Regions from separate parts of the Homo sapiens genome. Here region 2 is linked to region 1. Evidence: chromatin loops called from intact Hi-C (ENCODE). Cell type or tissue: PC-9. All regions are shown on one strand. Each heading gives the region's core, and the rest is flanking DNA. Links, peaks and the distances in the headings are about the cores only.

Region 1 (16,409 bases), core at 4,121-9,120:
CGGCCCACTGTAACCTCCGCCTCCCAGGTTCAAGCAATTCTCCTGCCTCAGCCTCTCGAGTAGCTGGGACTACAGGCACCTGCCACCATGCCTGGCTAATTTTTGTATTTTTAGTAGAGACGGGGTTTCGCCATGTTGGCCAGGCTGGTCTCGAACTCCTGACTTCAGGTGATCCGGACATAGCTATTATTATCCTCATTTCATAGGTAAGCAAACCTAGCTCAGAAGCAAGGTTGCAGGATTGTACAACTCCATAAGTTTCCACTCACGTTGGAATCTACGCGTATGTGTGCTCCAGAGCATGAATAGTGCCCCCTGGTGGTGTGCAACCCTGTGGCCCTGGGGGAGATCCAGTAAGTAGGGCCCAAGTCTGTTTGGCTTTTCCATATTTTTTTGCTGCCTGTCTCACATTGGTAGAGGGACATCTGTGCATGAGAGGCAGTCAGGAAAGAAAAGAGCAAACTCTGCATGTCAATCAAGATAATTCTGGAATCTTCCATGTGTTCCCCTCCTTTTTTTCTTTTCCATGCTCCACTCAGCCCTAGGTGGTAGATTAAAACAGGGAGCTATGGGTAGCATCAGGGTTGGGTAAAAAATAAAGCAGAAGAGGTACATGAGCCTGTCTCTTTTTTTCTCCACTTACAATCTTGCCTTGTGGGTTATCATGCAAGTCATCAATCCACCCCTTAGCGGTACACTTAGGCATCCTCTTGGTCCCCTCTGTTCCAATAAGCATCTTCAGGTGATCCCAGGACCCCTTTTACTCTTAGTTTCTTGTGGCGTGGGATCAAATAGGAAGATATCCAATTCCCCATTTGACCAGAACCTACATTGCTTTATGGAAGAGGTGGATGTGGAAAGGTGAGGGGATGAGAGGGCATTTGGTTACACTTTAAGAGCATAGCATCCCAGGAAGGAGTCCGCTATTGCTCCATAGCCTGGAACCTGATCAGTTCCAACGAGGGCAGGGGTGGACTTCCACATTTCCCCACTTCTTATATAGAGTGCTTGAAAGAGGCAGAGATAGATGGACATTCTCATTGGACACCTTAATCTAGAGGGGAGGAAATCATTCTGGGTATCTCCAAACGTATGCCACAGTCTCTCATGTCTTTTGTTTCAAACCTCCAGACTTTGGCTCAGGTTTCCCTCTGTCTTAGTCCATTTTCTGTTATGATAACTGAATATCTGAGACTGGGTAATTTATTTCAAAATGTTACAATCTTACAGTTCTAGAGGCTGGGAAGTCCAAGAGCATGGTGTTGGCATCTGGGGCCTTCTTTGCTTTGTCATAACATGGCAGAATGTATCATATGGCAAGAGGGCAAGAGCATGCATGTCAGCTCAGGTCTCTCTTCCTCTTCTTAGAAAGTAACCAATCCCATCATGGGGGCCTCACTCTGACCTTATCTAATCCTAATTACCTCCCAAAGACCTCACCTTCAATCAATTAAAAATTCTGGGATTAAGTTTCCAACAAATGAAATTTGAGGACATATTCAAACCATAGCATTTTCCTTGCTTAGAATGTCTTTCCCTACTCCTGCTCTTTATCCTTCCAGCCTCAAGCATCTTCTTCTTTAGAACAACTCCCTCCATTTCACGTATTACTAGGCCCCAATGTGCTCTTCCTGTGAGCTCCTATAGCAACTTGTACTTCTCTATATAATTATTGGCACCTCTCTACTTTAGGATCATCTGTTCATGTGTTAGTCTTCTCCAATAGCTTGCATACTTATTAATCTTTATTTTGTCCCACACAGATTGCTTGGCCTTTAGCGGACCGTCAATAAATGTTTACTGAATACATGAGTTAAGAGGAGATTTAGAAATGCAAATAAGTTGAAAGCTAACTTTCAACTTACCTAACTTTCCCCAGTCTTACGTCTAGCAATCTCCAGACACTTGAATTTTCTATTCACTTTTTCTGGCTATGCGGAAGAAATCTGCCTAAAGACTGGGACTAGGCTGAGCAATTATTAACAGATTTTTAAAATAATATGATAATAATGGCTAGCATATATTAAGTGATTAGTATATCCCAAGCTCTATTCTAAGCATATTGCATATATTAATAATTTAATTCTTGCAACGATTCCATAAGGTAGTCATCCCTGTTTTATAAATAAGGAAATGGAAACAGAGCGAGGTGAAGTAACATGCCAAGGACACACAACGAGTTAGTGGCAGATGTGGATCCAGAATCCATACTTTCAATTTCTATGCTCTGCTGCCTCTCAATGAGAGAGATACAGAGGTTGGACATTAACAATCTCAGGTTGGTTCTCAGTTTGAAAGTAGCTCATGTATTCCTAGGTCACAGGAAGAAATACATATTCCTCTCCACTTCTTTGTCACCCCATGATGTAATTATGCTCACATTCTTCACCTTACATAACTCACACACACAGCAAGTCCTCTGTGCCAAGGGCTGTTACCCTTTTCTTAATGAATAGGGCTTCAACTGTGAGTGGGCTGGGAAGTGTTGCACGATTCCAGGAATTATGTAGTCCTGATGAAATGCAGAGTAGCTTGGACTCTAAATGAAATGATGAATAAATTCATGCAGCCTGGAAGGGACAGAGCAAAAATATTGCTTTTCTTTCTAGGACAGATCTCTAAAGGAATGAGTGTTTCCTTTAAGCTCTTAACTTGGTGAGAAAAATAGGTCCTTTTGGGGAAACCCATTTATGATCCTGAAAAATAGGGTGGTCATCTCTTAAGATTAGTAAATTTGTGCTAGAGTCACTCTGTGACTCTGTCTTGAGACCTTAGTCTGTTTGGGCTACTATAACAAAAGACCATAAACTTGGTGTATTACACACAATAGAAACTTATTATTTCTCACAGTTTGGAGGCCAGGAAGTCCAAGGTCAAGGCACCAGCAGATTCCATGTCTGGTGAGGGCCAACTTCCTGGTTCATAGAAGGTGTCCTCTTGCTGCATCCTCCACATGGCAAAGGGGCAAGAGAGCTCTCTAGTGCCGCTTTTATAAGGGCACTAATCCCATTCATGAGGGCCCCATCCTTATGCTCTACTCACCCCCTAAAGGTCCACCTAATAATCAATGCATTGGTGATTAGGTTTTCAACATACAAACCTGGGGGGGATATAAACATTAAGACATTCAGACCATAGCAGGATCTGAGCTCATTACATAGTGGGGACATGGTGAAAAGGAAGAACTTATCATCAAGAAAGCTTTGAAATGTAGTTATATGCCATTGAAAAGTCATCATATTAAATAAGAGAATTGCCCAGAGGAACCTATGAATATAGGTACTTAAAAAATGCTCTGGCTTTCCCAGAGGAACTGCATGCAGACCTGTTTTGCAGGTCTTGAAAATCCAGAGCTCACACATTTTTAAAGAAAGAAAGAACCCCATGAGGATTTTGAACATCTTAACATATTTTCACTATTTCTATATATAATTTCATGAAGAAAGGAAAGATATTTATAGTTATTGGAGAAAGGATTTAGACTGAAATATCTGCATGCTTTTCATTCAAGAGATATAGGATCCTGGACTAGACTTTATTGAAGAAAGAGGAAAGACAGATATTTCTAGATGTCTTTAGGAATGGGAGATACATGTTGTAATTGAAGAGTTCAGCTTAGAGGTGAAGTGATTGAATAGAAGTTTAATAAGTTATATCCATTCTGTGAAAAGATCAGTCACCGAATTTTTAATGTAATTGTTACAAAAATAGCCAGCTAAAGTCAGAAAAAGACTGCCCCCAAAAGGGGCTTTTAAAAAAATTAGGATTGGACTTGCCTAAGTAAAAACACAATGTAGATATCCAACTTAACAACTTTAAGTAGGGAGAAAAAACTATTGAGATCCGGGTGATTTTTTTTTTTTTTTTTCTGTTCCTATCACATCTCACTCCCAGTAGGTGTTGCATTTTTGGATGAATCTAATAGTTTTCCTTTATTTTCACTTTTCACGAGGTGAGATTAGATGTCTGTGTGAAATGAATGTTTTACTATGGTCCTACACATAATGTTAAAATTACAAAGTAAAATAATGAGGTACAAGATATTTATTGACACCAAAATACATACAAGTATTTCCGAACAAGATGAAAATATCTCCTGGTTTCTCACACAGAGACCCATACTACTCGGAAGGCAGGATATGCCAGTTTTCCTTTGTGGAAAAGTGTATCCAGGCAGCAAACTTAATGAGGAGTGGGCAGTTTTGTCCTTAAAAAACTGCAGGGAAGGGTTCTTTCCAGGGAGTGGTAGTTGGTGCTCCAGGTGCTGGCAGGGACAGGACAGCTGATTGATAGAAGTGAGGGCTCTAACAAAGTTCACTATTTACATCAAAATGACTTGATGGGGGCTCTGGGCCTCTGGGCCTTGTTAAAAGATGATGCTGAACCATGTCTTGAAACCCCACCAGCATTAGGCTTAGGTACTAAGCAAGTCCGGACTGTATCCCTGGCTCAGTGACTGACCAATCACAACACGTGCCCAGTTGAATAGTGACTGTAACAGATCACCACTTTTAATGCTCCCAGAAGAAATGAGCACACAAAAACTAGCTGAGAAAAACCCTTTCCCACATCCTCCTCTGCCTATGTGGGCACTGAGGCAACTGCCCTGACTGTGAAAGTTCACCCCTTGTGAATACCACTCTTTAAATCCAAATTGCTTCATTGAGATCTTAAAAGGAATCTTGAAATCCAGATGATTGGGTAGAAAATGTGACATGGAATTTTACTCTAGCGTCAAAACAACTTTTAAAATAGTCCTGCTTATTCAAGTTAGTTTCTCCTCCAGAAATCTGAAATTAGATTTGATAAGTTAAAGATTATACAAACAGGGTGGCTTTCAATAATTTAATTAGACTCATGCCAAAAAAATGAGCTTCCAGGAAATATTAAATATTATTCTTAAAGCAATTTGGACACAGACAATCACACATACATAAGGAATGGAGACAAAAAGTTTCTCCCAAAAGTGCCAGTGTTTTGTTTTGTTTGGAAAAATGACAACACAATTAGAGGTAAACAATATTTTCTTTGGCTCCATCTCCAGTTTCCCCATCTTGTCTGGTCATTGTCCTTGTCGGTAGATTTAGCTTTGCTTCTGTTATAAACGCCTGCAGTTGAGGGCGGTGTGAATTTGAGTCATGGGGGGTTGGGGACTCAGTGTGGGAGGTGTCCAAATCTGCAAGAAACAGACAGCACAGGTTACAGGAGGCCACCTGAGATGTACAAGGCAGATGTCTTGGCGTTAGAGCTCTCTAAGATTAGGAAATGCAGTGCCCATATAGTCAGCCACAGAATGGCCAAGCCCAATGAGAAAGGAACATAATAGGTGTCAAAATCATTCATCAATATCATTAAGATATGTTCGATTGTGTGCACAAATGTCTCCTGTGACTAAATATGGGTTACTGTTCATGGGATCTTAAACCGCTGCTATTGCTGAAAAAGGGATGCCCATTTATTTTTTAAAATGGGTGAAAGTCATGGAAATACAGTATATACTCCAGCTATGTGTAAATCAACTATATTTGCATCTGCAGAGCACCTTCCCTCAGAATATCTGTCAGTCAAGAATTGACTTCAAGGCTCAAATAACATATTTGGCACTTTACTGATGTGGTCAAGGGGTGGGGGTAAAAAGTGAAAGAATGAAGGAGACCCTCCAGCCTCACCATTATGCTGTTAATCACAGATCTGTTAATACTACACAAAGTACTCAGCAAGAGCAGCCAGGTTCCTAGGGAAAATCAAGCCAGTTTCAGCTCTGACTGGGTTTGATGTTTTCTGGTTACCTAGCAACAGCAGGACACTGTGTATTCTCCCTTTTTCTGATAAAATCCTCTAATATTATATTTTCAAGGAGAGACAAAAGGGAGGCTTGATTTGAAGAAAGACACTTGCTGCAAACCATTTTCCCTGCACTTGTTCCACTGACCACTCACCCTCAGGCTCAGCCATATGGCAAAATTACAAATAACCAGCTTGTGTTAGAACAAAAACCTGAGTAGGAATGGAAGTCCAGGTGGGAAAGGAGGGCAAATAGCTCTGAGGCCCACCTGCTTATTTTTCAGTCATTAAGAAGAGGCCACATACACCTACTACAAACTTATAAAAATTAAAATTAAAAAAAAATTTAAAGAACATAAAGAAAAAAAAGAGGCCATTGTAACCCTCGCCACATTTTCTTCAAAGCCTCTATTATTTAGATGGATATACACACGTGCAGACATTCCAATGACACAAATGCTTGTGGCCTTTGCCCTCCTGACAAGGATCTTTGGTTGCTAGAGAAGGCAGTAAGCAAGGCTTGGCAGGAATGAAAGGAAAACTCTTCCCAGAAGGCTCCATCTTTGGGGACATGGTGGCCTTGCCACACCTCATTTCATCCCATCTTCCAGTAGGAGGTGGGTCAATGGAGGAGGAGCAGCCAGGGCCACAGGAGCCGATGAAGGTCCCTGGAGGAGCTGCACCAAGGCTGGACTGTGCCTCTGAAGCAAAGGAGGACCCTCAAGGCAGGGGAGGGGAGGAAGAGAGGTAGGGAGGCATGGGGGTGAGGCTGCAACCACAGCTCTGCTCAAAGGCTTAGCCCATCCCTGACCCTTTAGATGCCAATAGGCACAAAGCTTGATTCTACTGCCCCTGATCCTAAATGCTGTACCTCAAATTCCAGGAACTCACTAACAACTGAAAGCATACCTGCAGAAGGTGCCTCTAACTGCCACCATTTACAGAGCACAGGAGTTGTCCCAGGTCTTTTACATTCGTCATCTCTCTCTAAGTCTCAAAATGCTAAAACCCACAATTTACAGGCTGGGAAACCGAGGCTCAGGCTAGTGAAATTCTGACCCACATCATGCAGCTAGGAAGTGATCTGGATCTACGCTCAGAGGATGGCAGCCACGTGATGACTCCTTGCTCTAATGATCAAGACTCTCGTGCTTCTCATTTCTCTTTGTGCTGAAAATGGCTTGGCCATCTTTTCTGAATTAAGAGATCCTCAATGTTTAATACTTTCCCTCCCTTACATACTACATTTTGAAGAGTCACTTGCCAAAAAAAAGAAGAAAGCAAAGGCAAAAAAAAAAAAAAAAGACATATTAATGTTAAGCTTCTCAAAACTGACACAGCAATTGTTATAGAACTAGGAACCTCCCTTAATCGGGCGAACAAAAATATTCCCAGGCAATGATTTCCTTGTCAGGGCAACATTACAAATCAACCTGGAATGCTCTGAATCCTATTTTACCACACTGGGAGACAAAGCATGCCTGTGGTCACAACACGCAGTCACACTTCCAATTCCTTTTCCCAGCCATAGACTGAAGCTATTTCACCTCTAAATACAAATATGCACAGCTAAATTGCTGATGTTTAATTTTATACAACTTCAAAAAAATGCCCCCAAATTTCCATCGAGCAGACACTGGCAGACTGAACAGGTCACCAAAGCCACAACAGTCCTGCCTCCTTACCAACAGAAGGGCCAGCCAGAGCACAAAAATTACTACATTGAGGATGAAAAATCATCCAGTGAATGAGGCAGCTGGGAGGTCATTGCTGACACATCTGACAATGCCGGACACACTGGAAGCCCTTAATCTATGTAGGTTTTCTTCATCTGGGGTGTGAAACATGGAGCAAAAAATTCAAAATAGTGATATTTTGAGGTACATGGAAAATCCCCTTAATGGCTTCAAGAGAAGACTTGTTCAAAACAGCCAAATTGAATATATATCAGAAATAACTCTTTTTTAAGTTACATTGTATGCTCTACTTCAAGAAGATACAGAACCAAGAATGAACGGGGATGGGGATGGGGAGTTGTGTGTGTGTGTGTGTGTGTGTGTGTGTGTGTGTGTGTGGTGTAGTGTAGAAGTTTAATCAGAACTTTTTCAAATAAGAATAAAAATACAGGAGAAACACATTCCTAGGTGAGAGCTTGTTGTGCCCTAAGGTGAACAGCCCATGTTGTAATTCCAGATGTATTACTGGAGGTGGTTGTGGTTGTATGTCACCTGGACGGGAACTCAATTTCCTTCTCCATGTTCCTTCTTGGTTTCTACCTGAACTATGTAGGCAAGGTCAGACAGTCTGTCTTTGAAATTAGAAACCGTTTGGTGATTTCTGATTTTGTTACTCCATTTCAACTCTGAAAGAACCAGCACAGCAATTGTATATTTCTCAAGGCCAGCCACCTTTTTCCACACTTTTTACCCTAGAGAATATGATCATCATATAGAACCCTAAACTGAAAAAACATTTGTTAATATTAAACCTCACTGACTCAGAAAGCAGAATTCTTGCTATATAAAAGTAATCACCCAGTTTCATTTGTGATCGAATTGCCTGTAAATCGATGGACATAAAAATGTAATAACATATTTCTAATAAGCAAGGAAATAGCAATACAATCATAATTTGGTCAACTAAAAACGAATATTATTATAATGAAACAAAACTCAAACTACAAAAAAACATTTCAGCCAAGTATCTCAACACAATTTTGCCTCTTGACATAAAAGAAATAATTTGATCCCTAACATTATCTCTGGAAACTAAACAGAGCGAGCATTATTAACCTTTAGAGCAAATAAGCTAAAACACATAAAAGCCCCAAAGCCTGACTAAACCAAGTAGAAAAGTGGGATCTTGATTGAGAGTTTTTTCTGCTACATTACTGAGCTTTTGTTCACAAACTAAAATTTCAGCCTCTGCAGGAAACTTCGATACTCACATTATGAGGACCACCGTGGGGGGTCTAAGTTAGTCTCCTAACATGGTTTCAAAAAATTACAGGTATCCACATTTTGGCTGGCACCATTCCTTTTCTTTGTGGGCATGTGGGACAGGAAATAGACTGTCAAGAGACACACCTGCAGACAGCACTGATATCCAGAGAAAGTTTCCTAAATCTCCCAATATTTAGCCCTTAGGTGCAACCTGCTGGTTGGAACTTGCATTTATCATTTTTCACACTTTTCTCTGTTTACCCAATACTGACATTTCTAACAGTGAAGAGAAATCAGCCTTCCCTCCATTGGCTCACCATTATCATCATTCTTTTGAGCCAACTGACTAGTTGGCTATTTTCAAGACCAGACTATCATCTCAGTGCATAAAATGCAACTATGTGTCATATTTAAAATGAACAAAGTGGCTGGGCATGGTAGTTCACGCCTGTAATCTCAGCACTTTGCGGAGCCAAGGCAGGAGGATCACTTCAGGCCAGGAGTTTGAGACCAGCCTGGGCAACATAGTGAGACCCTGTCTCTACAAAAAATAAAAATAAAAGTAAAAATAATAAAATGAACCAAGTGCCTCCTAAACTGTGATGTGAATAAAATCTTTTACATCACAAGGTAAAATGTAATCTCAGGCAAGTCATTGCCCCTCTCTGGGCTTCAGCTCATGAAGGATTGAACTGAAATCATCATTAAGGCCTCTTACACTTCTCATGTTATGTGTGAAATTTTACAGTTGTATTTGGGCTCAGTGATTCACCAAATAATATTCCTGAGGTACAAAAAATGCATTTTTCAATTGCTTTATACTTGAGAAACACAACCAAGTTCATTATCTGACGCAGGTATGAAGCGTTGAAATGCAGTATGCAGCATTTCAAAATCATGTTTTTAAGGTAATTGCCACACTTGTCCCAGCACTATATCTTCAGTCTTCCTAAGAACATATATTTGAAGTGAGCCCACACACAATCCTCAAAAGATAGTATTTGCAAAGTTAACTAATGAGCAGAAGACATTGTCCATAATCAAACTCCGCAGTTGATCTGCCCTCCTACGAACAGCAAACTTAAGAGTAACTTGTCATAAAGAATAGGTCTGTGACAAGTAGAAAAGCGTTGTCTTACAGTTTAAAAGTAATTAATGTAGGCTTTGCCTTTTTCTGAATTTCCTGCTGAATAGAAAAGCATCATGATCGTGATCATTGTTAAATGAAAGTTTTATTTAAATCTAAATGCACCAGTATCTCTTTCCTCATAAACATCCACTGTCAAGGTCTGAATTTAGCTCACCAGTGCACCCCATGGCCAGGCACCCAGAAGCCCAGGGCTGCACAAAGCATGTTTAGTCTGCCATTGAGAGCACTGATGACGCGCTGTTCAGTTCTCTCCCTGTCTTATCCCATTCCATCCTCCCCATCAAAGGTCACAAAACAGAACTGCGTATCTTCTGAGCCTTGGCTCTATTCTTGTTTATTTTAATCATGTGTCTGACTTGTACTTCTTATTACTATATCCCTTGTGCATGTTCCTAAATCAAAAATTCACACTTTCCTAGAATAACTCTACTTAAAAAAAGGCGGGGGGCTTTATCATTACTGTTCCAACTCTGTAATATAAGTTATATTCCCTGTTTAGTGGTTGATTCATATTTACCCTCTGAAACATTTAAAAAATCATTTCCTGATGGCATTACTGGCAATCCCTATGGTTTCTCAGGAGCATTAATGCACAACATTTTTTCTTCTAATGGAAAACATTTATCATACAGAGCTTGAGGTATCTTCAGAGCAAATAAAAATTGGTCTGTGTCCCTAATAATTTTGTGCAACTCAATTTTTTTCCATAGTGAGCCACAAATAGGATGTGAGCCCCTGGCATGACAACCAGTCTGGAGTTTATATCTGAAGCAAACACTCTAAATTAGTATTATAATTCCCTTTTCTATTCTTCATATGCCAATACTGCACCTGAAATAAAACAACTGAAGTGTGCTGTGGGGTGGGCATGTGTTTGTGTATGTATGTGGCATGTATAACACATGTACAAATTTGTGAAGTAAGAGCAAATTGTGTTACAATTTTTTAAGTTGTGATTGTGGGAGTTGAACTTTAATCAGTACTTAACATATTTGGAATAGTCAATATGGGCTATATAAGCAATGCTGAGAAGAAACAGAAATGAAAACAATCCATACAATGAAGATGAGATTATATTAACAGGAGATATGATACAGTACATCAGTCCTCTCTGCTGTCTGAACTTTGATTCACTCTCATGCTCTTCCTTCCCTCAAGAAGAAGGCCACTGTTAGGGAGCCATGGCCTTCACATCACAAGCCCCGTGGGAGTATGGGGCAAACAATTCTACATTTCCCTCTTCCTTGAGATGCATTTCAAAGTATGTTTCTCTAAACAGGATGCCAATAGATATTGACGATAAAAGAATGTAGTGGTCAAATAAACTGATGAAATTCCGGGTAAATCAAGTTTGTTAATCAACAGATCCCTCAGAACTTTAATAGGCTCATGTGTATTATAAATCTCTCAGAGCAAAAACCAGTATGCAGCATCCCCCAAACTCAGGGAGCCTTTTCTCACAGTGTACCCGACAGCGTTGTGTTCCATGTAACATAGCTGGAGAATAGTTCATTCAAGAATTAGAAGTCTATTAAAGATTAAGAAAGAGACAATAAATGGTCAAGATGCCAGAACAAATCAGGAGTGAGAAGGTGGAAATAGGTGAGCTTTTCCAAATTCAGAAGCTTCTAAATTCTGCATGTAACATCTATATTACACCCAGGCAATAATTATCAATGGCTATTAAAATCATTAGGAAAAAAGCTGATGTGAAACTTTACAACAGATCAAGCTGACAACATCTGGACCCAAGGATCAATTTTAATAACACAAAAAGAGAAACAGACATTGTGTGCCACGTGATGAGATGCAATTTACAACACCATCTATGTATATTATTTTCATGTCAAAAAATAAAGCCTGCATCTAATCAAATCTGTATTCCCAGTTACCAATTTACAGGAAATATAGGGGCAGAAGAATATTTCAAATGACGCGATGGGAATGCAATCAGGAAAATCCAGAATGTGGGGAATATTTCAGAAAATAATTGAACCTGTCTTTTCCACAGATAAACAACACAGTTCTTATGACTCAAGAGGCATTTAATAAAATAAAAACAAACAAAAAACACAACCCAGACTTTTTAACAATTGTAAAATTTTTTAAAGGCGGCAACAGAACTTTAGATTAAAAGAGACTTAAGAGACACACCAACCAAATGCAATATATGAAATTATTTGGATTCCAATTCAAACAAACTGAGGGGGAAAAAAAAAAAAACATTTATGAGACAATCCAGAGAAATTCAAATACTGACAGCATGATTTTAAGTAACAACTGTTAATTTTTTTTTAGATGTGATGATCATATTGTGGTTATGTTACAGAAAAAAAAGAGTCCTTATCTTTTAGACAAAGGTATTGAAGTATTTCTGGATGAAATGATAGGATGTCCCGGATTTGCTTTAAGAGAGCCCAATGCAAGAGAAGAGAGAAAAGGCACTGAATTAAGACTGGCTGTGGGCAGATGGGGTTCACTAAACAATTCTCTCTACTTTTGAATAGGTTTGAAAAGTTCTATAACATTTTAAAAGTCTATAGGCTTCCATATATTTGGACTACAATATTATAAAGGGTTCTGTTATTCCAACAGTCTAGCTTCTATATATCTGATATAAATGGAACACTGGGGCAATAAATTAGAAGCCTCTTCTGGATGCCAACTATGTTTAGATCAATTTTAATGCAACTGTATGACAAGTCATTGGCTAGGGCATGTATGGATTTATATCTATTTAGAAAGATACACAAATTGTGTGAACCTACGCTATAAAATGGATAAGGTTCATTTGAGCTTATAGCTACCCATTAAAAAGAAGATAGATTCAGGTATGGGCTTTGCTCTTGCCTAGAAAATCTAATAACATCTCCTATGTAAAACAGAATTCAGGAAATATTTCATTTTATAGCTTCAGTGTATCTGTCCTTTGAAATGAGTTAACGTTTTCTTGGAATTTGGATTTCTATTCTCCAGTCTTTTAAATTTGAGTTCATTTAAAGCTTAAAAAGTAATATGTAAGAAATAGGAAATAGGCCGGGCACGGTGGCTCACGCCTGTAATCCCAGCACTTTGGGAGGCCGAGACGGGCGGATCACGAGGTCAGGAGATCGAGACCATCCGGGCTAACACGGTGAAACCCCGTCTCTACTAAAAATACAAAAAAAATTAGCCGGGCATGGTGGCGCGCGCCTGTAGTCCCAGCTACACGGGAGGCTGAGGCAGGAGAATGGCGTGAACCCGGGAGGCGCAGCTTGCAGTGAGCCGAGATCGCGCCACTGCACTCCAGCCTGGGCGACAGAGCGAAACTCTGTCTCAAAAAAAAAAAAAAAAAAAAAAAAAAGAAATAGGAAATAAAAGTAGTATAACTAGTCCAAAACTACCGAAGTAAATGTCAGGTCATAATAGTAGTAGGTTTCAACATATATTGTCAAATGAATAAATGAATTAGTGAATACTTAATTTGAAAATTCTAATATAATTAGAGTCATGAGAAATCACTAATTTGGAATTCTTATGTTTAGAAAGGATATTAAAATTAAATTTAGCCTAATCCTTGTCTTCTTAGCAAAAACAAACTGAAAATGTAGTCAAGATAGGATTACATTGCAGGGCTTCTCCTGGTTGGCCACTAGCATTATTTGACCTTGGGTAATAACTTTACCTGGAACTTCCATTTCCTTATTTGTAAACTTGGGCACTTGAACTAGATAGCAGTCAGCCCTCGACTTTTTCCCACCATGACACTCAGAATGACATTCACTCCCATAGATTTACCCAAATTATAGGCTGTGTCACAGATGAAACAGGCTGTAAATTATTAGCAATTCCTAGGCTAACGCGGTAACTTCAAGCTCTTTACGCCATGAAAAAGTATGTCAGAATGAAGTGAGGGACAGAACTGTTATTATGAGAAAAACTAGAATTTTCTCTAATTTATCATGATACATATCAAACTTTAGTAGTTTACAAACTTTAGTAGTTTCTCTGTTATTTCCAACATAATACTTGGGCCACTTCTCAATACTGATAAAAATAGATGAAGGTACACATATGCTTGAACTGAAATATTTCAAGTTTCTTAGAACACTAACCTTTTACATTTTAACACCAAAAGCTTCACCATTTACGTTTGTTTTTAAGGTATTTCAAGGTGATCTATAAATGTAAACAGCCAGGCTGTGGAAAACCTTTAAAATTACAAAAACAACATAATGTATGGAGTACTTACTAAATGCCAGGCATTGTTCTACATATTTTGTATACATCTCTTATTTGATTCAATCCCACGCCAATCCAAAATGGTAGGTAAACTATGAAATAGGAAAGCAGGAGTCTAAAATAGAGACAAATCTAACTTGGAGAAAACAACACAACTCAGGAACACAGAAAGCTGAAGAAAACTTCCAAAAACCATAGTTACTATCTTCAAAGAACTATTTAAGAGACATTTCAGCCACAAAACAAGATTCCATAAAATAGCAGCTGTAACAGGAAAAATATCTTGAAAATTTTCAGTATGCTAGCTAGTATTTTTTAAACAATCAATGGAATAGTAGGAGTTAAAGAACAACAAAAAAGCCCCCAGAAAATAGAACAAAAATGTGAAGAAATGGAAATGGATGGAAAATGAAACAAACAGAAAAATCAGAGGATATAAAAGGTCCAATTTCCAACCAGCAACAGTTACAGTAAGAAAAAACTGAAGAGAAGCAATTATTTTTTTAAAAAATAGAATATCTCCCAGAACTGAGGGAAATATACCTCTAAAGTGAAAGAGTCTAATAAATAACCAGTAAAAATGACTTTAACGAAAGACCTCACTGAAACATGTGATAAAATTCAGATAAGGGGACAAAAAAGACAATTCTAAAATTATCCAGAAAGTAAGAACAGGTTACAAACAAAGAACCCAGAATCGGAAAGGCATCAGACTTCTCAATAGCAACCCTGGAAAGTGGAGTCAAACCCTTGGCAACAGGCTGGAGGAAAATAGTTTTGTATTCTAGAATTCTAAGCCCAGACAAATTATTTAAAAAACAAGTGTCAGAGTAGCAAAAATAAAATGAGAAGGACATTTCAGCTAATCTGGAAAAAATTTCCTTTAATCAGACTTTTTCTTAGGGAGGGCCTGGAGATATGTCCAACCAAATAAAGGAAAATACTATAAAGGGGAAGCATGAGACTGAGGGCACAGAGGTTTCAACACAGGAGAGAGAAGGGATGGCCCTGGGTGACCACGCAGAGCAGGCCTGGAGAGCAACAAGTCCATATTGGAACAGAAGTACAGAGGACCCTAAAGGCAAAACTTCCAGGAAAGAAAATGAAGCGGATAGATGTTGACTATATTGAGTATGTGTAAAATAACACTGATAAGTTGAGAGAGGCATAGGAGCTTTGGAGGAAAACATAGCAAGGAGTAAGGGAGAAGGTATGCAAATAAAAAACAAGGCAGATGGTTAGTCTCAGTAGGATGGAACAGCATAGTCAATCACATTTTGAGTAGTTTCTGCACTTGCAGTTGAGTTTTCTCCACCTAGAAAGAGCTTAGTTCTCACGAATGTCCTTTTCGAATCTTAAAGTGTTCACGTGTCATTGTAAACATGATTTCTCTGAAAACCACTCAAAGTACAAAATCTATTAAAGCTATCCCAAAAGAATTAACTTGTCTATATAATTAAGAGTGAACACATTTGAAACTCCAAAATCTGCTGTGAGTCAGAAAAAACTTTTATGAACAGGAAATTCACAGAAGGAGGAACCTAAACAGCCAATAAAAATGAAATGATATTAAATCTCATTGGTAATCAGAAAAGTATGAAAGAACAAGTTACCATTTCATGCCCAGCATATGGGCAAATTTTAGAAGCCTAACAATGCTATGAGCTGGGTAAGATCTGGGGGAACTGGAGTTCTCATATCTTGCTGCTGATAGTTATATTGTACAACAACTTTGGAGCAAAATCAATCATCGCTGGCAACAGTGAAGACATCCTTACCACTTCTAGGTGTTATACTTGAAATAAACTCTCATTCATGTGACTAAGGAGATGTGCATAAAAAGATGTTTACTGCTCTCCACTTCTAATAGGAAAAAATTGGTAAGATCCCGTAAATGCTCCTTAGTAATAAATATACTAAAATTTTTTCATTAAAGTGAAATATAGCAGTTTAAAATGAGCAATTTGTGTCGCATGTATGAATATGAAAAAAACCAAGTTGCAGAAAGTACATATATATTTAAATAGCTATATAAGCGTTAAAAACAAAAAATTATGATATTTTGTTTTTAGATATAAATATGTAGCATTATAAAAATGTAGCGGTAACACAGACACATACTGTGGAAATCATATCCACCAACTTTAAGATATTTGCTAACCCTAAGTAGGAAAAACAAAGGAAAAGATATGGGTAAGGGCCTTTAGCAATATCTGTAACATTTTATTTCTCTAAAAAAGCAAAAAGGCGAAGATCTGAAATAAATATGGCAAAATGGAAACATTTGTTAATTGCATGCCTAATACATAATT
Region 2 (16,409 bases), core at 5,745-10,744, 330 kb before region 1:
TTGGTTAGTGGAGACCTGTGCATGGACTTGCCATACTTCAGAAAAAAATAATTGGAAAAAATCCATGACAGTCCAACACAGGAAGAACTAAACTCTACACTTTGGAATCAATACATAGATGGTAAAACTAAAGAAAAGCAAAAGAATAATTATCAGAAAATTTAGGTGGGAGGAAAGGTAATATAATGGGGATCAGCCACCTAAGTAGGGCCTCAAGACAAAATACAGGGCCCCCAATTGAATTTGAATTTTAGGTAAATAATAAATGATATTTTAGTAAGTGATTTTCCAAATATTGCATGGAACAAACTTATACTAAAAAAATCATTAATTGTTTATCTGAAATTCAATTTCCACATTTTTAATTTACTAATCTAGCAACACTGCTTTTAAGGCACCAACCATGATGTATTTCTTGACCATGGCTATGCTATTACTTGACTGAGAGCATTCACTTTATTTTTTAAAAATGTACATACATATTTTATGAGCTTTTCTGTATATACACTATCTTTCATGATAAATTTGTGTTGAAATGTTCTCACTTCTTAAATACAATGGAACAATTTGTACCAATTACAAAAACATTATCTTATTTACCCCATCTCTCTCCCCACCCAAATGCTGAATGAAATCCATTCATATCCCATTACAGTGAAGAAACTGAGTCTTAAAAGTTAAATAACATGTCCATAGCCACAGAGCTGGTAAACAGTAGAATCAAGTTTCAACCTGAGTCTATCAGACCCCAAAGTCTGTACTCCTAACCACTGGAAAATGCCTGTGTTATGCAACAAAAAATAACATGGACCAAAGTCTCTGGAGGCCCTTAGGAAACTTGCATCTGTGCTTGTCCTTGGAGCAAGGGATTGTCAAATCTCTCTGACAATGGGGTCAAGAGTAAAAAATTTTATAAAAGAATAGAGGGAATCAACAAACACCCACACTGAGATGTCGCATATATTGGAATTATCTGGCAAGTATTTTAAAGCAGCCATCATAAAAATGTTTTCACAAGCAGTTATGAATGTGCTTGGAGCAAATGAAAAAATAGAAATTCTCAGCAAAAAAAAAATGTAAAGAAGAATCACGTGAAAATTTTAGAATTGAAAATACAATAACAAAATTTTTAAAAAAACATAATGAATGGACTCAATAGCAGGAGAGGCCAGAGGCAAGAATCTATGAACTTAAAGATATAACAATAGAAATTACTCAATTTGAGCAACAGAGAAAAAAAATAGACTAAAAAAAGAAATGAACAGACTCTTTCAGGAACCTGAGCAAAAATGACAAAAGACCTAACATTTGTGTCATTAGTTTCAGAAAGAGAGGAGAAAGAAGATGGAGGTGGAAAAGTACTCAAATAAATGAAGGCTGAAAGCTTTCCAAATTTGGCAAAAACTGGAAAACCTACAGTTTCAAGAACCTGGGAGAATCCCAAAGAGAATAAACCCAAAGATATACACACCAAGACATCTTATAATCAAACTTCAGAAAACGAAAGACAAAAATAAAACATCTTAAAAGCAGCGAGAGAGAAATGCCATTTTACCTATAGAGGAAATGACAGTGGATTCCTCATCAGAAACTGCAGGGGCCAGAAAGAAGTGGCACAGGATTTTTTAAGAGCTGAAAGAAAATAACTGTCAGCTTTGAATTCTATGTCCCATGAAATTATCCTTCAAGAAGTAAAATCAAGACATTCTCAGAGGAAGGAAAACTAAGAGTTTGTCACTAATAGACCTACCCTAAAAGCATGGCCAAAGGAAGATCTTGAAACAGAAGGAAAATGATAAAAGAAGGAGTCTTGGAACATCTGAAAGCAAGCAAGAACAATGGAGGGGTAAAAATAGGATACATACAATAGTCTCTCCTTCTATTCTTAAGTTTTCTAAATTAGATTTGACAGTCAAGGCAAAAAAGCATGATATTGTCTAATATGAATTTCAATGTACATAGAGGAATATTTTAGACAATTGTGTTGTAAATAGCCAGGGCAGGAAAAGTGAAGGGACTAAGAGGAAATAAGCTTTCTACCCTTTACTCAAACTAGTAAAATATTGATAATAGTAGATCTTTGTGGTGATCTCTATCTTGGTTGTGATGGTGGTTAAAAGAATCTATCTACATATGTGATAAAATGAAATAGAACTATACACACACATTATACCAATGCCAATTTCCTGGTTTTAATATTGTATTATAGTTATACAAGTGTAATATTGAGAAGATTGAGTAAAGGGTAAATGGGAACTCTCTGCTCTGGGTACATGGGAACTCTTCGTCTTATCTTTGCAATTTCCTCTAAATCTGCAATTATTTCAAGATAGGAGAGAGAGTGAGAAGAGAGTGAGAGAGCAAGAGTGAGAGTGAGTGGGAGAACACAGAGTGCTGCAATTTTCATGTTTTTCCTGGTATACTTGTTTGATTTTATGGTATCCAGAAAAAGCCCAAGTGGCTTTAAGATGTCTAAGTTCTGGCTAGATGGAGACTACACTAATTGAACTGAGGCGTCTGTGGGTCAGCCTGAAACAAGATGATCTTGTGCCTGAAACACATCTTGGTTTCCCGTGTCCTTTCAAGGGAATCAATATATTGATTTTCATTTACCTAGCCATATGTGGCCAGGACATGGTTTATTCAGAGATGTCCCCTTTCCCTATGCATCAAAAGACATGGAGTAGGCTAATTGAGAGCTCTAAAAACACAGTTTCCCTAGAGAGGTATAGGCCACAAAACAGAAAGGCTCCTTCTTTGGAATTTCCTCCTTTTCCATCCGGTTTGGCCTTCTGTGCTCATGGTCTGGTCTTTCTGAATAATGTGTATACCGTGTATACCCAGACCCTTATCTGAGCTCTGCCTCCAAACTATATTTTTACTTTCCCACTCCTTTCTTTATCCATCACCATCTTCCTTGCCCAAATCACTTTCATCGCCCATGTGGATTACTTCAATATTTTCTTCTTGGTCCTCATTTTTCCATCTTTTCCCCTTAAAATCCATGCTTCATAGAGCAGCCCACGTAGTATTCTAATAATGTACATCTGATTGCCTACTTAGCACCTTTAATAGCTCCCCTTGCACTTGGAGTAAAATGTAAACTTGGTGCTATGGCCTGCAGGATTCTGCATGTCCTGGCCCCTGCCCATTTCCCTGGCCTCAATTTTCCTCAGGTACACTGGCTGCTTTTCTGTTCCTTCACCATCTAAGCTGTTCCATGCATCAAGGCCTCACCCCTCTCCTTGGAAGGGAGCTCTTACTGCTCTTTGTGCAGCTGGTTCTCTTTCTTATCCATTGTGTTGCAGTTGAAATGCCCCATATCCAGGTGGCCTTCCTTGATCCTTTTCTAAAGCAGCTCCCACTTCATTGACTCCCTGTTATATCAGTCTATTAATTTTCTCCATCATGTTTATTATACTTTCTAATTATCCTATTTGTTTTCTTATTTATTGTCTGTCATTCCCCTAGAACATAAGCTTCATGAGGGCAGGGATTTTGCCTTCCTGTTGACTGTAGTAGCCTGAGCTCAATAGGTACTTGCTGAACAAGTAAATGAATAGAAGAATGAGAGATGAATTATAAACCATTAGAACTGGCAGGAATGTTTTTGCCCCAAGACAAGTCCTCTGGGAACATTTGGAGGGTCTTGAGGAGAGAGGTAATGACAGTAACCTGCTATGTTCATAGAGCACCTTAACAAGTGTGTAGAGCATTTTGAACTGTAGCATCTACAGCTGCATGAAGTGGACAGGATATCATTATTTTCATTCAACAAATAAAAAGAAGTGAGGTTCCTTAGGGTCACACAGATAGGAGCAGGCGGGAGCCTGGAATCCAGATAAGACAGTTCAGCTTCTCAGCACACAGGCATCTGGTGGAGTGCTTTGGAACAAGATGCCCCTGTCACCCCCAGCAGCTGTGCAGCCTTCACTGTTTACCCAGCAGCAGGGGCTTCTGGTGGTCTGCATCAGGTCCTGTCACCTGAATATATAGCAAAGCTAAGAAGAATTCCCCAAGGAGGGCAAAGATTTCAAGAAGCAATGGAGGCATGCCAACGTGATGCACAGGGAAGAGAGACAGAAGCAAGAAGAGAGTTGGAAAATAAATCAATGGCAACATTTTTTAAATGAACTGGGGTCTTGGAGGCTTTAGTTGATCCAACCTTAAGCACCTGTTCATCCATTCCAGAGAATGATCAGAGCAGGACCTGGTCTCTCTTTTCCAAGAGCCTCATGGTGCCTCTGCAGTCCCAGAGCCGAGAACACAGAGGGGAGACATCCACTCTGAAATCTGACAGTGTCGCTGCTAGATTGTAGTCTTGCATAACGTCCTCTGTTTTTTAAGAAACATTGAGATAATGATGAAAGAATCTCAAAAGTGACTCTTTGTTGTTCCCCTTCTATTGCTTCAAAAGATTATAGTATTTAAGTGACTAACAATCCCAGTTTCCAAAGAGCCTCCATTTGAGCAATAATGTTACCGCAGAAATTCAACTTGCATATACATACCTTTAATCATGTGGCAAATTACCTTATTAACCACCAGGGAGTCTAGTCTTATTACTTAATTAAACCATCTCTTTCTTTTCTTCTTATTAAAACCACATGGGTTTTAACTTCTGTGTGGTTTTAGATTCTTTCCCTGCTCTTTGGATGTCTGTGTAGTAATAGCTGCATAAAAGAATTTCTGTGATTTTGTGTTGATGTCTAAAGGGTTAGCAACATTAAATAAAGTGTGGGTGGGGGAGGGGGGTGGGCAGAGATAGTCTGGATAGGCTCACATTGGCCAGTGATGTAACAGCCACTTGGGTGGTATGAAGGCCTGAGATGTGTACCGTCGCTTACTGCTTTCTCTCGCCAAAACATCTGGAATACAAAATCCTGTCATTAGACAGCCCACATGTTAGAAAAACAAAAGGACAGAAAAAAGGAAACCCAGTTCCCCCAGAATGGCTGGAGAAAGCCTCATTATTGCTGGTAGGAAATTAGACATTTAAGGTTATACATCAAAGCAACTATTTTTATTACAAGAGGCTCAACATTTTGATTTATTGGGCAGCAGAACAAGATTGTGACAAATATTTCCACCTCAAAGAAAAGGCAGATCAGGCCTCTAAAAAGTCATATATTAAGTAGTTTAAAAATAAAGTCTGTTGCAACAATAGTTGTAATGATGAAAATTGTATGCTTCCATTCACAGCCCCAAAGAGATAGCTGCTTTAGTTCACAGGCCTACAAGAAGAAATGATTTAATCTTGTGGGAATTTTATTCTAATCAAAGGAAAGTGCTAAAATTTTGTAAAATGAAAGAACTAAAATTGGTAATAAGCCTGTGCTACCTTTCTGCAATGGACAGCTCTGAGCAGGGCCTGTGTACAACCCTGCATTTCAACTGAGCTGCACCATTGAATCAAGAGGAATGGGAAGAATGGATGCTAAAATAGGATGGCTTTGGAGAAGTCCATCAAAATAATTAAAGAATAAAACACAGGGGTTTGAGACAACGCTAAGGAATTTAGAATACTCAGTCTTGGTTAAAAAAAAATTATAGAGGGTTAGGTTAGTATAACCATTTTGGGTAGAAACAGTATGTTGTATTAAATGGTGACCACCTCCACCCATCTCCATCTGGATGTGACCTTTTTTCTATACCATGGACAATTCCGATCAGATTAAATCAGCTTCAGTGAGAGTGTACATGATTAAATGTGGAAAATGAGTTTCTCAGGCAGACTGCAAAGTTGTTGTCTGAGTAGGTCTCTGGAAAAAGAGGCGTATCTTTCCAAGGGAGTTGTGGGAAGAGAATTTAGTGGGAAGAGCAGATGCTGTGATGTGAGGCTCATGGCTTGGTTTCTAGTCCCAGCTCTGCCACTAACAAACTCTGTGACTTCAGCTAAGTGCTTTAACTTCTCTGGGCCATGGGTTCTCATCTAGAAAATGAGATCAGACTAGGTGATCTAGAAGACCTCACTGCAGCATATTGACTCTAGGAGGAAGGCAGAATGGCCATGGGAGAGCAACGAGATTCTTTTTCATCTTATTCTTAGGGACTACTACTTGGGAGGGAAGTTCGTCAGACAAATTAGAGTATCTGTATAGGGATATGCATGTGTGAGTGTGTGGTTATGCTGGAGGGAGACAAAAGGAACTCCGTGAACCAGAAGTATGTTCATAAAGCTATAGGTGTAGTTGGAAATCTAAATGCCATGCAAAGGAATTCTAAAGGTGAATGCTTTGTAAATTGAATAATTACTGCCATATGCATCTGTCTTGCAAGCATACATTTTCATTAGTTAGGGGCCTGCTGCAATTCTGAATGCTACGTTGTGCTACATAAATATGTGTATGAAATAACTTTCAGGATAATCTAACATAACCTAGCACTGAATGCCAACAACAGGGATAATGGAGTTTCAGCAAAATGAGCCTGAAATGCTGCAGAATCCTGAGGTACTTTTTGAATCATCAAAAGATAAATCAGTCTTGCCTAGTATTCCTTTATTTTTAAATTTAAAAGTGCTTTACTGAATACTAACTGTGAACAGTTAGGAATTCCTCAATAAATTTTTATTTATCAATTGGATAGTATATAAGATAAATTTCTATTAGCTAGAAAATTGAACTTATATAGAACAACCCAGGTCTCTCAAGCTTGGTGCCAAAGGCCTATCCTCTTTTGTTATTGTGGGACTCAAAGAGAGAGCAAGTGGGAAAGCACTCTGGAAACCACTAGGCTGATGGCCACACAAACAACTTATTTGAAAACATTGCCCTATGAGAACTTCATAAATCAAAGCAGGTCTCCAAAACTAGCCAAGGTCACCGTGAGTCTGTGAGAGACAGTCCCGGTGAGTGGGAGGGAAAGACAAAAGCCGCCGGTGCAAACATACCCTCTAACTCATCCATTGACAATTACTGGGCTCCCAACCCTGGACTTCAAAACATTTGGAAAATGTTCATAAACATGTTCGGAATCCCATGGTGTAAGTAAAACATTTTTATAAGATTATAAAATAAAGAAAACTGGCGTGGGTTTTGTTTGAACAAGTGTGCTGGTGATTTCTTTTCCTAAGGTGAGGGACTCTTACACAAGTCTTGGTAATTGCTCTGAGGGAATTTGCCTCTTAATTTTTGAAAACACGATAAAATGCATGCAAATCTCTAAATCTTGTAGATGACAGCCCCTAAACCTCAGAAATGTGTGGGGAGAATTTGAATGAAAGATGACTCTACTCAGGCTATAGTCTGAGGAACAGAATTTAACAGGAGACAATGGAATTCTTACTTTGATCCTCACTTATGTGGAAACATGAGGATTTTGGAGAGTTTCTTCATATAAAGAACGCCCACAGATTTCTCTGGGAGGTAAGTAGGCCTAACCACTAACAAACTAGCTGTTTCCAGAAGAATGAAGCATACAATGTCATTGGCTAATTTATATTAATTGCCACTGCTAACAGTTAAAAGCCTAAAGGGAAAGAAAGGGTGGGTAACAGACCACCTTCTTGTGGCTAGATACAGTGGAAGTTGTACATAATTTCCCCCTCCCCTGTTTTTGAGGAATTTCCTAAAGCCGCTGGAAACCCCATCTCTGGTGGGATTTGAGGATGGGTTGGAGAAGACAGAAGGGAATTCTTACTTGAGGAAGTTGTGGCTGGCAGATTCTCATTTTCCTTCCCTGGCCTTTGCTTACCAGTTTCAAAGGCATGCTTTTTTAGTTAGGGCATCAGCTGGGGTAAATAGTTTTGAAAACGAGAAGTTGAAGCCCCTCTCAGGGGAGAGGATTGGTATTTTTTCTTCCAGGAAAAGAGTACAGTAAGAGGAGATGTATTTATGCAGTAAGCAGTGACTCTTTGAGAAGTCAAAGAGTGGAGCTGGTCTCCATGTTCCCAGTTAATGACCAAGCAAGGGGAGGAGCAACAAGATCAAAGTTGCTTTAGGGCAAAATTGCTAACATTCCTGAAATAGCCCCAGATTCCTCACATCCCAATAAGCAAGAATCAAGTTCACTCATTTGTGAAGAGGACCCAGTGCAGCCCTCAGTTCTTTTGTTACCTTGACTTTCAGCTCATTGTCCTGGCTGACCTCCTCTTAAACCAAAGAGTAATGACTGCTGATTTGACTATTGTTCTTTGTGCATAAAGATGTCAGGGGTCAAGATCTGTACCTACACAGAATCCAACCCTCAAGAAAAAAACTAGAAGAAGGCTCCATTCATGCGGTTAAATATTTAGACACGTAAAGACAGCCTACATGTAAAAGTAACCTGAAGGAAAAAGTTAAAGGAAATGACACTTATAATTGCTCCATTAAGATTTTGAGGAGTTCCAGAGGTAGCAACACACACACACACACACACACACACACACACACACACACACACACACACACACAGAATCTAAAAACCTAGAACCTTTTCAGGTGGCCGGATATACACATAACAATAATATTAGGTTGGTGCAAAAGTAATTGCGGTCTTTGCCATTAAAGTAATGGCAAACTGCAATTACTATTGCACCAGCTTAATATGTACCAGTTTGGGTCTGAAGTCCTTTTTCTATTCCATCAAAAATCATAACATCCTTTTAAGAGTCCATGATAAGGTTGATAAAAGAGTTCTAGTTTATGTGTTCTAAGTTTCAAGTAAAGGAGAGAAAGAACCAAGATATTCAGTCACTCAAAATATTAAAAAGGAAATTATTTATAGAGAAATGTTAGCTTTTAAAAAATGGCAAACCAAGTATTAGGAAGATATCATAATTACAGTGGAAAATAATTGTTATATGTCTTTGTATAGATACATATTTTCACTTCCCTTTGGTGAATACCTAGAAATAGGATTTCTGAGTTACACGTACATGTATATTTAACATTATAATAAACTGTCAAATTGTTTTCCAAAGTAGCACTATCATTTTGCATTCCTAACAGTGATATATGACAATTCTAGTTGCCCTACATCCTCCACAACATTTGGTCTTGTTAGTCTTTAGTGTTAGCCATTCTAGTGGATGTGTAGTAGTAGCTTACCATAGTTTCAATTTGCATTATTTTAATGACTAATGATATTGAGCATCTTTGCATGCACTCTTTTGCTGTTCCTAGGTCTTATTTGGGATTAATGTCCAACTTACTATTTATTTTATTTTATTGCGTTGTTTGTTGTCTTATTATTTAGTTCTAAGAGTTTTTTTTATCAGATACATGGTTTACAAATATTTTCCGACAGTCTGTAGCTTGCCTTTTCATTTTCTCTAGTGTCTTAGAGTAAAAGTTTTTATTTTGATAAAGTACAATTATTGATTAGTTCTTTTATGGTTTCTGCTTTTTATGTCTTAAGAATTATTCCCCTAACCCAAGGCTGCAAAGACATTCTCCTATGTTTTCTTCTTATAATCCATTTCAAGTTAATTTTTGTATATGATAAGGTAAGAATGGAGGGTTTTTATTTTTCTCTTGTGTAAGTCTATTCAATTTTTTCAGCAACACTTGTTGCAAAGATGGTGCTTTGTTCATTGAGTTACTTTGGCACCTTTGTCAAATTCAATCCAAATCCCATCAGGCACTTTTTCTATTTTATAAATTGGCTAGCTTTTTAAAAATTTATATGGAAATGCAAGGGAACTAGAATAGTCTAAACAATTGTGGGGGGAAAAACCAACAATTTTTGAGGTTTTATTTGACCTGATATTTAGACTTACTTACCTATAATAAACTACATGGTGAGGTATTGGCATAAATCTAAACATATAAAAAATAGAACACAAGGGAATCCAGAATAGAGACACACACATTCATGATTATTTTTATTTTTTAAGTATTTAAAGCAATTTTTATTTCTTATTTTCTGCAGATACAAGTGAAATCACAATGACATCAATAATCCTGAATTTCTTCTTCACACTCACTCATGAAAAGTCTCCGATTTTCCCACCTTGCTCAGCCACCTTAAGTGCCTTCCTTCAAGATATTTCCTACTGCTTCTAAAGAGGATCTCCCATTGGCTTGGGAGCAGCGTGTGAGTCACACTCCTTCCCTTCAGTCCAAGCCGTGGACTCCCTCTCTTTCTCGCTACACCTTAGCCCGCTGTCCTACCATTGACTCCACAGTGCTGTGGGAGAATGCCCATGTTCATTGCACAGTCTAGCCTTCCTGTCTTCAATGTTGCTGGCAACTTTGGAGGTGTCAGGGGGAGCTAATTTCCACATAACAATGGGGAAACTGTCTTTTGTCTCAACTCAAAGTCTCCAGGCCTAAAAGTAGCACTGTTTTTGTCCAGAGTCTCACAAAGTTTCTAAAAAATTCAACTTCTCTAATTGCTATTCAAACCTAACTTTTTAGTGAACTCGAGACTAGCTTAAGATGTGGAATAGGGAACAGATAACAGTCTCTGCTTCATACAAAATGTCTCTTTATACTTTCTCAGGGATGCGGGCATTAGGCATTAAAAAATCCAAATAAATGTGCAACCACCCCCGACTTTCATCCTCCTCTTTAGCCCCTAAAACAAAACATTCCTTCCATGCTTACCAACTCAAGGCAAATGAATGCTGGAAATGATAGTTGTTATCATTATTAATATTGTTGAGTACTACTTAATAATAGTTATCCCAGCCTACCAGTTATGAATGTTGACTGGCAATTTGCGGGCTTAAATGGAACTCTCAGCTTATCCTTAACAGTCATGAAAACTGAGACAGAATGATTTTTTCTGTGGTCACATAACAAGGATTTGGTTGCTGAATTCAGATACTATGCCCCAGAGGTCACCACTATACAAGCTCAAATAATTTGTTGATTCAGTGTTCTCCCATTTAGTCAAAGGAGAAATCACTTCAGGAAGGCAAGCTTCAGTCTGTCCTGGTATTTAAATAAAGCAAATAATTGGTTCAATCAAAATGGTCACACCGGGGTCCTTAATAGGTCCTACGTTAGAAGAGAAGTGTCCCAAGGTCTCTAGAGAGTATTTCATACTAGTAATTTTGTGGCTTTGAGTTAAGATTTTAGAAACAGACTCTGTCATGAAACACTGGAGAAACTTCTGAAAAGGTATTTCTGGAAAGTCACTGGGTAGGTTAATGAAAATACATCTATTTAGTTTTGTCAGAAGGATCCTGGTGTGTACAGTAGGGGATATGCAATCCATCAAATCAAAACATAATCAAAGGCACAATGTGAAGAAATATAATTATAACTTATGCTTACTCTTGGAGCCCAGACCTTACCCTTCCAACCTCCCACTTCAAATTCAAATAAAAATGAAAGCAAATCTGCCATATTTCAGACAAAGCAGTGTTGGATTTATGAGTGAAAAAGTTGACGGGAGGGTGGGTCTATGGGGAGGACGTAATTGTAGGACTGAAGGACTCCACTGAGTAAACTACCCTCCACCTTATAGAATCCAGACGCAGGCCCTGTTAGCATAAAGGTCTGACTGATTTCCAGAAACGCCGTCATCCATCAGGGGAGAAAAGATTGTTCCATTCATAAGGGCTGGACTACTTGTTGATGACAATTCAATAACATTCCCACATATGTGGAGATAAATGACACTTTTACCCTCTCTCCTCTAATAAACACTGTACTCCTAAAAGAACAAAGCTCTAGGGACTGAATCTCAGGAGTGTACATTCGGCCTGGATTATTATTTCTCTATTCTGGGAAAGACGCTGGGGCTGTGAGGGGTATGATTTTTCACAGTCCAGGAGCCAGGCACAAAACAACGAAGCTCTCAGAAACAAGCTGCAGGGACAAGGGAGAGGAGTTGTGGGCAGTGAGAGAACTCGCCCCCACCATCACACACTAGGGTGATGGAGGAAGATTCACTGGGCTCCACACGGAGCTGTCATCAAAGCTGCCACCATCAGCAGCTTTGGACCTACTGGACCAATCCCAGTAGGTCCCAGCCTTCCACCTAAGGAAGGACAAAATGATTCTGACATCCAAAGACCCATATCCCATGCCATGGAAAGGTAAAGGAGCCATCTGAATGTCCACCCAGGGCCTGGGTAGAGAACATGTCTCAGGTGGAAGACTATGTCCTGTGAACCATGAGAGCTAGGAATCATGAAATCGAGGGTTGAAAAAGCCAGAGAAGGGCCCTGAACACACTAGCTGCAACTCTAATTCCATGGCTAGAGTGTTCAAGCACACAGTCAGACCTTTGGCCAAGCAGTCCGTCAGTGTAGTCAGGCCTGCGATCAGACAGGAGAGACCGAGTCAGCCTCTGGCTAGTTCTGTTACCTCCACAAGTGGAGAAGCCAAAGCTAAAGGCCCCTATAGGCTCTAGACTCCTTCTTGCTTGTCTCTTTCTAAGACTGATTTTTCCAGCTTGCGCTATGCCCTTTTGACTTTCTTTCCCATCAGTAATTTTTATTTGACTGGCCTAGCAGAGATTTCTACAATGACTTTTCCAGAAATGATCAAGATGACATTAGAGAGTCTGTGATCACTAGGAAAATTTTAAAAGAAAGTTTTCTAAGTCAGTCTCTACTCCCTACTCCCTATTCAGCCTCCTGCCCCACACCACATACACACACACACACACAAAAACCCATACAGTGTTTACCAATTAATAAGAAAAGAGAAAACCTTCCTTTTTAAATTTTTTATTTAAACATTTTATCTTATATATATATATAAAAGGCCGTGTCTCACTATGTTGCCTGGCTGGTCTCAAACTCCTGGCCTCAAGCAATCCTCATGCCTCAGCCTCCCCAAGTGCTGGGATTACAGATGTGAGCCTCTGCACCTGGCTGGGAAAATCTTATTGAAGCCAATCCTATTTGTCACCTATATTCCTCACACCCAAGCTCTTCTCCTTTGCCAAGTGTTGCTTCCATAAGTTTTAAACACGGCACCAGGTTACCATCTCAGAGTTTTAAGGAGCCAGATTGTTTGAATCAGAGCTATGAACAAAAGAAAGAAGGATCAAATGAGACGCAGAGGAAATCCCTGACCCATGCAGTCAGAGTGGGCTAGCCTGCAATTTTCTCCTCAAAAATGTATAACACTAATTGCTTTCACCCAAAGTAATTTTCTAAGCAGCAAATTAAGAAGCTTAAGAAGAAATAACCCACAGTCACTGTGGATTAGAAAATGAGCAACTTTGTAGTGTGGGATCCTGATGGATGTGATACAGAGCTAAATGCGAGAGCCAGAGTCTGAGCTGCTGCTTTCGCGATGATGAGCTGCCCCTCTTCCTCCTGAACGGAAAAGGAGCAATCTGGGGGTTTTATGTCAGCTTCACTAAGGAGGAGATTTCTCTAGGTCAGAGGATTTTCCAGGCAGCCCAATCAATGCCACTTGAAAAGCTCCAGGGGCTGATCCTAAAGACATTGTCATTCAGCAGATTTAGGTCAACTCCATTTAAACGAAAAGTTTGGGATTTTGCCCATTGATCCTAAAGGAGTTGATCAAGTTCTCAGAACATCATTCTTCCTAACCCTGATGCAGTGTAGCAGAGATAGAGACAGAGAAGTCCTCAAGGACAATCTCACCGGGCAAATTCCTTTGTGCCTTTGAGGCCTTCTTTTCCTGGGGCTTCCCTAGTCTCTAGTTTCCTTAAAGGTAGTCACAAGAATAACAAAGGATACACATTTATGGAAGACTCATTTTGTGATAGGCTCTGTTTGGGCCTCACCTTTACTTTTTAAACCATGACAGCTACTCCATATAGTAAGTACTATGGTTACACCATTTTACAGATGGCAGAACTAAGGTATAGAGAGCTTAAGTAACTCACCTTCCCAAGGGTTCATAGCTACTAAGAGAGACAGAAGAGATTTCACTAGAGTCTGAGCTCTTGACCACAATGTGTGCTTTTATACTTTAATCTTTGACCTTCTGGCCTTCTTTTCCACTCCTATGAAATGAAGTTGCTCACTATGGGAACACACACTCACAATGCTAGGACTTCCGCCTTTCAGAGCGTTTATTCTTAGTGTTCTGTTTGCTGCCCAGGGTCAGCTGAAAACCATTTAAAGCCAGATAACATTTTTTCCCTTAAACTTGCTTTCTATCTTTAACATTTTTACTTTATTATATTATTTTAAAGATTATATATATATTTTTGAGGTAGAGGCTCACTCTGTCACCCAGGCTGGAGTACAGGTATGCAGCCAAGGCTCGCTACAGCCTCAAATTCCCAGGCTCAAGTGCTCTTCCCACCTCAGCCTCCTGAGTGGCTAGGACTATAGGCACACACTGCCATGCCCAGCTAATGTATTTTATTTTTTAATTTTTTGTAGAGACAGGGTTTTGCCACGTTGCCCATGCTGGTCTTGAAGTCCTGGTCCCAAGTGATCATCCCGCCTCGGCTGTCCAAAGTGCTGGGATTACAGGTGTGAACCACTGTGTCCAGCCCTATTTTGTTATTTTTAAAAAGACACTATACAATTAACAATAAAAGCTAGCACCTGCAGTGCGCATGCTATGTGCCAGGCACTGTTCTAAGCATTTTGTATGAATTATAATAACTTCATGAAATAGATGCTATTATTAATCCCATTTTGCAGAGGAGGAAACAGAGAGATTACAGTTTGTAAAACAGGAAGCCAGGCTTTAGATTCAGGCCTTTTGGCTCCAGTACCCATGCCCTAAATATTGATCTCTAATGTCTCTCAACCATTTTATCATCAAACTCTTCACCCTGTCTCCCATGCTGAAAATCCTGGCGCTAGGCACCGAGTCTTCTTTCTTTCTCTCTCACCAGTCACCAAATCTTTTTCTTACCTCTTCCTAATATCCTCTTGCATATGCCCCATCTCTTTCACCACACTCTCTCTGTCATCACCAGGTGACAGATCCTTACCAACCCTTACTAGGTCTACCCATGCTGCCCCCTAACTGGTCATCCAACCTCCAATCTCTCCCTCCCCAATTCATCCTAAATACCGCAATCAGCTCAGAGTCCCTGAAACACTGCTTTGTATACATCATACCATTCCCCCCAGAATGCTAAATGTTTTGTTTATCAAATAAGTTGAGATTATTTAGACCTCCACCATCTACGAAAAGGGTCAGCAAACTATGGCCCATGGGCCGAGCCCAGCCCACTGCCCGTTTGTGTTTACCCCACAAGATAAGAATGTTCCTTATAAATTTTTAATGGTTGGACAAAATCAAAAGAAGAGTAATACTTTGTGACAACATTAAAATGATATAAAATACAAATTTTAGTGTCCTTAATTAAGGTTTATTGGGATATACCCACTCTCATTTTTTTGCTTATTTTTTGTGACTGCTTTTGAGCTACAATGGCAGAGTTGAATGTTGCAACAGAGACCATAAGGCCTGCAAAGCCTAAATTCACAATCTGGCCCTTTATAGAAAAAGTTTGCTGATCTCTGATCCAAACTGTATTTCTACCTAGTCTTATCTACCTAAACAAACTGGTGTTCTTACCCTTGCTTGAAGATATATCAGGTGTTTTTCTGCCTTAATACTTGTGCTCCTCTCATTCTTTGGCTTAGTTCAGGGATTGGCCAACCTTTTCTATAAAGGGCCAGATAGCAAATCCAATGGGAAGTCTCATGCTCTTCTAATTGGAGTATAAAGTGGTAAGATAATTTGAATACTCCTCAGCAATATTCACTACATCCGAACATAAATATACCTTATATAACACGATTATACCTCTAGGCATATGCCCAACAGAAATTCTTATTTATAAGCACCAAAAGATAGGTACACAAATGTTTATTGCAGTATTATTCATAATAACCAAAAATTAGAAAATACTTAAAAGGCCATAAACAGAAAAATTATAACTATGCTGTGGCACATTTATTTAAAGAATATCATAAATGATACTACAATAAAGAGCAAACTACTGTTATGTACAACATGTATGAATCTCACAGAATGTTAAACAAAAGAAACCAGGCACATAAAAGCACACACTGTGTAATTTATTATAAAGTTCAAAGTCATGTGAAGCAATCTATGTTAGCAGTTAGTCTGTGGTATCACATCTTAGATTCCCCAGGAAGCAGAGATTTGTGTGCAGTAAGTCAATTGGGGTGTGACCTGAGGGTCAGCCCATGAGAGTGAATGAAGGATGCTGTGAAGGTCAGAAGGAAAAGGTGAACTGTGATGAAGTCACAACCAGGGCCTCAGCTAACCTAAAGGGGAGCTTTCTAATGATGATGGCAGCTGGGCATGATGACTCACACCTATAATCCCAGTGTTTTGGGAGGCCAAAGTGGGAGTATCACTTGAGCCCAGGAGGTTGAGGCTGCAATGATCATACCACTGCACTCCAGCCTGGGCAACAGAGTGAAGTGAGACCTTGTCTTTAAACACACACACACACACACACACACACACACACACACACAAACAGCCTTTACATCCCAGTCGTTTACGATCAACTGGTCACTGGATGTGAGACACCTTGAGGAATGG

Evidence for each region. Hi-C counts contacts between places; a loop is a spot of excess contacts. Peaks named below come from ENCODE experiments on the same cell type or tissue, not always from the same donor. Only the 100,000 strongest peaks of a DNase experiment are listed, where the experiment ranks them.
Region 2: it touches region 1 in a loop (9-fold over the local background); 1 of 110 quality-filtered maps calls a loop at or near these places.

What each region holds. Positions count from the first base shown.
Region 1 is chr5:73,929,611-73,946,019 of GRCh38, reverse strand. It overlaps ARHGEF28 (Rho guanine nucleotide exchange factor 28), which reads right to left. Exons shown (of 36, transcript NM_001177693.2): 36 at 4,030-5,176. The coding sequence ends at 5,007. Among named protein-coding and RNA genes, the nearest start is that of LINC02122, 170 kb to the left of the region's middle. In PC-9, for the core only: no CTCF peak of the experiment used is centred there; DNase peaks (open chromatin) are centred at 7,179 and 8,019; H3K4me3 peaks cover 992 bases; H3K27ac peaks cover 2,967 bases.
Region 2 is chr5:74,263,806-74,280,214 of GRCh38, reverse strand. No RefSeq gene overlaps it. Among named protein-coding and RNA genes, the nearest start is that of LINC01335, 36 kb to the left of the region's middle. RefSeq lists an enhancer at 13,079-13,581. In PC-9, for the core only: no CTCF peak of the experiment used is centred there; a DNase peak (open chromatin) is centred at 7,964; H3K27ac peaks cover 1,655 bases.